Regions from separate parts of the Homo sapiens genome. Here region 2 is linked to region 1. Evidence: chromatin contacts called from ENCODE Hi-C data. All regions are on one chromosome and are shown on one strand. Each heading gives the region's core, a stretch centred on a gene start or an enhancer-like site at or near the end of the contact. The rest is flanking DNA. Distances are from core to core; before and after follow the strand shown. Region 1 has its middle 150 kb from the start of RUNX1. Region 2 overlaps LOC100506403 (a long non-coding RNA gene).

Region 1 (3,053 bases), core at 381-2,880:
AAGATACGAGAAGTCCAACTTAGCAGAGATCACATTCCAGGGTGCCAAGTATCCTGACAACATAAAAGTCAGCACATAAATGAACAAAAGGACTTCTGACAGGGCTAAGTCATTCAATTAATTTTAGAAATATTTATTGAACTCCTGTGTAAGGGTCAGATACTCTTCTGGGTCCAGAGCGTAGAGAAAGTAACAAAACAAATATCCCTTCCAACATGGAACATACAGATGAAATTCAAAAGGGGCTGGACAATGGTAGAGAGTGACTTGGTATAGGAGCTACATTCAATAGTACGGCCAGCTAGGGCTTCTTTAGGAGACACTGTTTGTGTTCAAGTTTGAATGATAAAATCAGCAAAGCACAGAGCTGGGATTGAGAGGGTGGAATATTCCAAGATAGGGAAAGATGATGAGCTTGGTGTACACTGTACAGTAAATATAGCAGTCCTGAGACTGCTAGCCTGATGAACACCTACTTGCAAGGTTGGTCCCTGGTTCACATCTGAAAATTGGGATTTCAGTAATGTTTCCACCACTAGAGAGTGGCTTAATTAATTGATAAGCTTTAACTAATTGATAAAGTTGGTTTACCATACCTGAAGTGTTTATAAACACAATGGGACTTATGCTGAACACCTGCTTTTCTTGGAGAGTCTGGAATGTTGGTGTGTGTTAGGGGAAGAGTGCCTATGTGATAAGCCCCAAATAAAAACTCTGGATACTGAATCTCTAACAAGCTTCCCTGGTAGACAACATGTGTCACAATTCAATGCTAAAGGAATTAAGCATGTCCTGTACGACTGCGCTGGGAGAGAGGACTCATAGAAGCTGGTTTCTTGTTTCCTCTGGACTTGAACTCATGTGCCTTTTCACTTTGATCATCTCCTTTGGTATCTTTTCATTATAATACACTGTAGCTGTGAATATGACCATATGCTGAGTCCTGTAAGTCTTTCTAGTGAGTCATTGAATCTGAGAATGGCTGTGGGGATCCCTAACACATCGTGCATACTTACTTCGTGTAATTCATGTCATATATTTGAAGAAAGGGGTTAGTATGAACAAAAGAGTTGGGTTTAGTGCTAAAGACAGACAAAAACAAGGGATGTGTTTTGCAGGAAAGACCAGCTTAAGAGAATCAACACCAATAAGGCTGCATGGTAATAAAACCTTTGGCAGGTTTCATTCAACTGCTTTGACTCTTTTTTGGTCCTTTTATGGTTTTCTCATCATACCATTCTTTCTAAGTAACTCCAAGACTTTAGGCATTTAAGTTATTCCTGGATATTGGCCTAAGCCTTTATCTTCTTAAAATGGTTCTTCCACGTTTACAACCATTACAATTCACCAAACATAAATTAACTGTCTTTGAGACTCCTCAAGATTACATTACTCCATCATTCAATGAATAGTTATTGAGTACAGATATTTTATTGCAACCCTAAGTACTAAGGTAGCCATTGCTGATTCAAAGATGACTAAGACAAATCCATCTCTATTCTCAAGGAACTTGCTCAAGGGAAGAAAAGTGCCAAAGAAAAACAGGCAAAAGGGCTTTGTTCGGATGGCAGTTTTGCAATTGCATATAAGTTTTCAGGGCCTTCTGGCCATCCAAAGCCACATGTCCTATGCCACAGCCATGCTCCCAACAGGTGAACATAGAAAACTGTAGGTGAGTCAGCATATGGAAAATGCAGGGGATTCCTGAAATAGTACTGAGTCATTAATCACTGATATCCTGGCTCAGTTCACGAAGCAACTGGGAGTAAATAAGCAAAGAAAGTGAACTAATGCTTAGAAGATGGAAATACCCCTGGGGACATTTGTTGAGTCAGTATAAGAACGTGGAAAACTTCAACAGTCATAGATTCAAATGGAATGAAATAAGAGGAGAAGAACATTCCCCAACAGCTTGATCTCTCATCAAAAATTGCTGGCAAGCACCACTCTTCTGAATTCTCTACTTTGGGAATTGGAGGAAGGAAGAAAAGAAAGGAATAAAATGTTGTTCTGATCTCAGCGGATTCTAAATTTATGTGATGTGACAACACATAGTACACAAACACATAGCTAGTGTTTGATGTGTGATGTTGAATTGACTTATACAAGGCAAATTATAATACAAAGGAAAAATAACATAGAAGAAAACAACCTGGAGAAACTGATGGGAGGGAAGATAGGCTTTGGAAGGGGTAAATTAATTAACTCAAAATAAGATAGTTTAAAAAAACAAACAAACTACAAATGGGGATTCATATGTACGGGTTGTTTCAAAATATTGAGTCTTGCCAAAGTTGCCTTGAGAGAAAAGTGAAAGTGACACTAGATATTGATATGTTTGGTTTAGTGGTACTTCCCACTAAATTTGGAGCTTCTCAAATATTATAAAGTGAATTTCTGATAGCCAGTTGCTTCACTGATTTCCATTGCAAAATCAAGGATGTGTTTTTTTCTTTTTTTAGGAAACAAAGATTTCACTTACATGTAAAAGATATATTTAAGAACATAGTAAACTTCTAAAAGCACAGCTTAAAGAAAAAGAACCACCCACAACAAAACACTTTTTTCAAAATATCAACAGTCATAGAACACACACACACACACACACACACACACACACACATATGTATCATACAAATGTTGAATTGGTTTACAGTTGTTTGTACATTTCAGCTAAAGACCTAAATGTAGAAAATTGACCAAGTCATTTCATGAAACTCAGTGACCTTCATGTTCAGCATGGTACTTTCCCATTTTTTCTACTTTCTTCACTTAAGAACTTATTCCTACATATCTCTTTTAGCACATGTACACATTTCAGCATCCCTGATGTGAAGAGAGAGGGTCGAACACCCCAAGGACTGTGAAACTAACAATCATTGACTGCATCCTCCTATTCAGTATTGTGCTAAGCACTAGACGGTCTGATGACATTTAATTCATAAATGCAGTGCACAATGGGTGTTCTTATTCTCATGTTACAGTAAAGGCTGAAATGTCCATACTCTCTTTTGCTCCAAACAACAGGCTCTGAGAAGGCTCATCCACCGATA
Region 2 (3,053 bases), core at 260-2,759, 370 kb after region 1:
TCACTAAGGCCATGATCTTAGCTTGGAGCATGGTCTCTAGGGCTGAATGATCTTCTAGTAGTATGGGTTCACCATCCCTTTCCTTCCACCATGTGAATCTTCTCTCGGGCCTCCACTTCTCTATGGGCTTCAGTACTATATGCAGAAAGCCCCAACTCTGTGTCACTACAAGGAGCCTTGACCTTGACCTCCTATAGGAAAGGCACTGAGAGTTATCCCAAGGATAAAGACCCATCATTTTAGGACCAATACAGAGTCTAAAAGATCACAACATGAAAAGAGAGATCAGAGCAAAGATTAACAGAGCAGCACTTCTATTGCCAAGGGCAACAGGTTGCACCTAAAAATATTTCTGTTTTAAAGGAGAAATAGTTCAAATGACTTCTTTAAAACAAATAAGCCTGATTTACTACACTTTACAGATTCCTATTTGTAAGAAAGAAAGTTCTAGACTTAGAAGATAAATAAATAAGTGAATACATAAATAAAAGTTTCTGACCCCATGGTCCATGCCCAGGACACATTCATTGACGACACGCATTCGTAAATACTCTCTAAGAACTACACAGCTGTGGTTAGTCATATTGTTTCTTGATTAAGTAACTGTAGTTTCATTCAGATCCTTTTAAAAAGTACATTTTTAGCATATCTTCCATTTTAAAAATACATTCTCTCATTCTTGCCATTCATGTACTTTGAAACGCTTCCCTAAAGATCGACATCAACAGTGTTGAAAAAGAAAATATTTGGGAACAGGAATGAACCCTAGTGGAATGGGTTCCTACACCAAAGATCCTATGAATCCATGCTTCATTGTGCAAAGTGAACCCCTACTCTTATGGACCTGCTGCTAGAGCTCTGATAGGTGTTGAATGATCCCAGAACCTGAAGGACCTATTTGAATTCAGATCATTGGTCTTATCATCCTCAGTAGCTATATCTTTGTCAGTCTACAAGTACTAGCCTTGAAGTTTTATGACACTTTATTCTCATAAGGATCATTTTTTTTCCATAGCAGACAGACCCTACATACCCCTCAAGTAAACCCTTTTTTGCACTATAGAGTCTACGTCAAGGAATCCTCACTGTGTTTACATTCTGATTTTCAAACATTTCAATTTGTAAGTAAGTGTATGTGTTGCCTTCAGGGCAGTGTAAATAGCTTGCCCAAAAATCTCAGCATAAATTTTCACCTCTCCTTTCAAGGCCTCAATTCTCTTCTCTACCTCTGATGATGTATTGACTTGGGTATTAATCATCTTTAAACATTTAATTACTGTCTGAGTGCCACGTCTCACCTTCAGTGCTGTTCCTCACAAAGCTGGATCCAGTACAGTACAGCATCTTTAAACCAATGCACAACTAACAGATTTGTTGCTGCAAAATACTTTTATGCAGCATCAATAAAACCTCTCCAGCAAGCACAGAGAGCCAATGGTCAGAGTCCCAGGGGGCCTTCCACACAGGATACGCATCTTGTTACAGAATTCCTCAATGCCTTTTTGCTGTCTCCCTAATGACCAGTTAAATGGTCTCCCTCGAGGATGCTTGAGTCAGCGCCAGCTTGAAAACTGCTGAGGAAACATCCTCTTTTACTGGAAATGATTTCCATCCAACGGCCATGTGCCATATTTAGACTCACGGCTTAGTAACACCCAACAGAAGGGGCTAAGTTTGCAGAAGAGGAGGCCCTGTGCTGTGAGAAAAGAACTTGCTTTTGTCTGGCCAAGTGACCGCAGGGGCTGGAGCTGGTGAGTCTGTGGTGGTCTGGAACCCGAGGGACAGAAACGCTCCATTCTATCTGGAGAGACAGGCGTCTCTTCTGCAGGGCAGCTGGTTCTTCCCATGCTGCTTGTCTTACACATCAGAGACCTGACTGGGGAGGTGGTGATTCAAGTCTAGCCCACGTCTGCCTGGCAATAAGACATTAAAACCCAAGGACTCTGTTTGCCTGCGTTCAACAGGCGGGATGGATGGCAGGCAAATCTATCTTCATCTCCCTTTAAAAGTAAATCACACAAGAATGATATTAACATATCTTGAGTCACAGAGTAAAATTCTGCTAAAGAGCAGAACCACTGAATTATAGAGCTTTAAAATGTATCTATACATATTAACACTAATAATTTAATATAAACATTTAAGTGTGGATATGAGATTTTAAGTGCTCTCTTTTCTCTCTCAGTTTTCCTTGGCCTCTCTATTCTCCCTGCTCCCCAATATCCACCCACATTAACTCATACAATCAACTTAGCTTGCACCCTTCCATGTTCCTCCTCAGGTTCATCTAGTTTTATGCAGACACGTATACACATATCCACACAGATACATCCTTTATGTCATTATTTTCTTAAAAAGTAGAATCCCCTGTCAAACACTTCTCTGCATCTTGTTTTTCTCTCCCAAAAAGAGAAAGGAAAACACCCCCACATCAACCCCTATAGCTGTGACTCAGTCTCTCTAATAGTTGTGTATTCCAGGCTATGGAAATTTCATAATTTTTCTATCCATTCCTTTATGGATAAGGCAAAACTTCTTGCAACTCTGTCTTGCTCTATTTCTATAATTTCCAACTGGAAATCAAAACAAAGAATTCTTACACAAATCTTACATGTATTTTCTTTAACAAAAACCAAGAAAAGTTCTCCCTTAAGCCCTAACACAAGCCCATCTTATTTTCAGTGCAGAGGGCAATGCTGTTTTAAAATGTGGGTTTTATGATTATCCAAGGACTATGAGGCCAACAGCTCAGGAAAGGACTACAATTGCAAAGATAGCTCATGACTCACGGTTCCCCCGAGGAGGAGGCAGCCATGTCATGCAGGGTCATATGCGGAAGCACCAGCGTTGGTCAGGAGGCTGAGGGAGTGAGGGGAAGGCATGAAAAGAGGCTTTATGAGGGATTCCAAGGAAGGAATGAGTATAGCAGGATAAGCAAGCTAAGCAGGTTTAGGGTTAGCTAGCTTGAATAACTTCTGCAGGCTCGAGTGTTTGGCAGCTGTCCTGGGTTGTCCAACATCTGCCCTTGGTGTGATTAGGGCAGGTAAACAGTG

What was found. Hi-C counts contacts between places; a loop is a spot of excess contacts on that map.
Region 2: a map of cardiac septum shows a loop between it and region 1 (2.5-fold over the local background). The contact joins two enhancer-like sites. A Hi-C loop is called at or near these places in 3 of 168 maps with a recorded cell type or tissue (aorta, cardiac septum and chondrocyte).

The regions. Positions count from the first base shown.
Region 1 is chr21:35,196,446-35,199,498 of GRCh38, forward strand. No RefSeq gene overlaps it. Among named protein-coding and RNA genes, the nearest start is that of RUNX1, 150 kb to the left of the region's middle. Within about 2 kb of position 1,631, at least 5 of the 41 ENCODE cell types and tissues checked have a DNase peak (open chromatin) inside an H3K27ac peak, as active enhancers do.
Region 2 is chr21:35,562,527-35,565,579 of GRCh38, forward strand. The region is part of intron 1 of LOC100506403 (a long non-coding RNA gene); the gene reads right to left. Among named protein-coding and RNA genes, the nearest start is that of MIR802, 160 kb to the right of the region's middle. Within about 2 kb of position 1,510, at least 6 of the 41 ENCODE cell types and tissues checked have a DNase peak (open chromatin) inside an H3K27ac peak, as active enhancers do.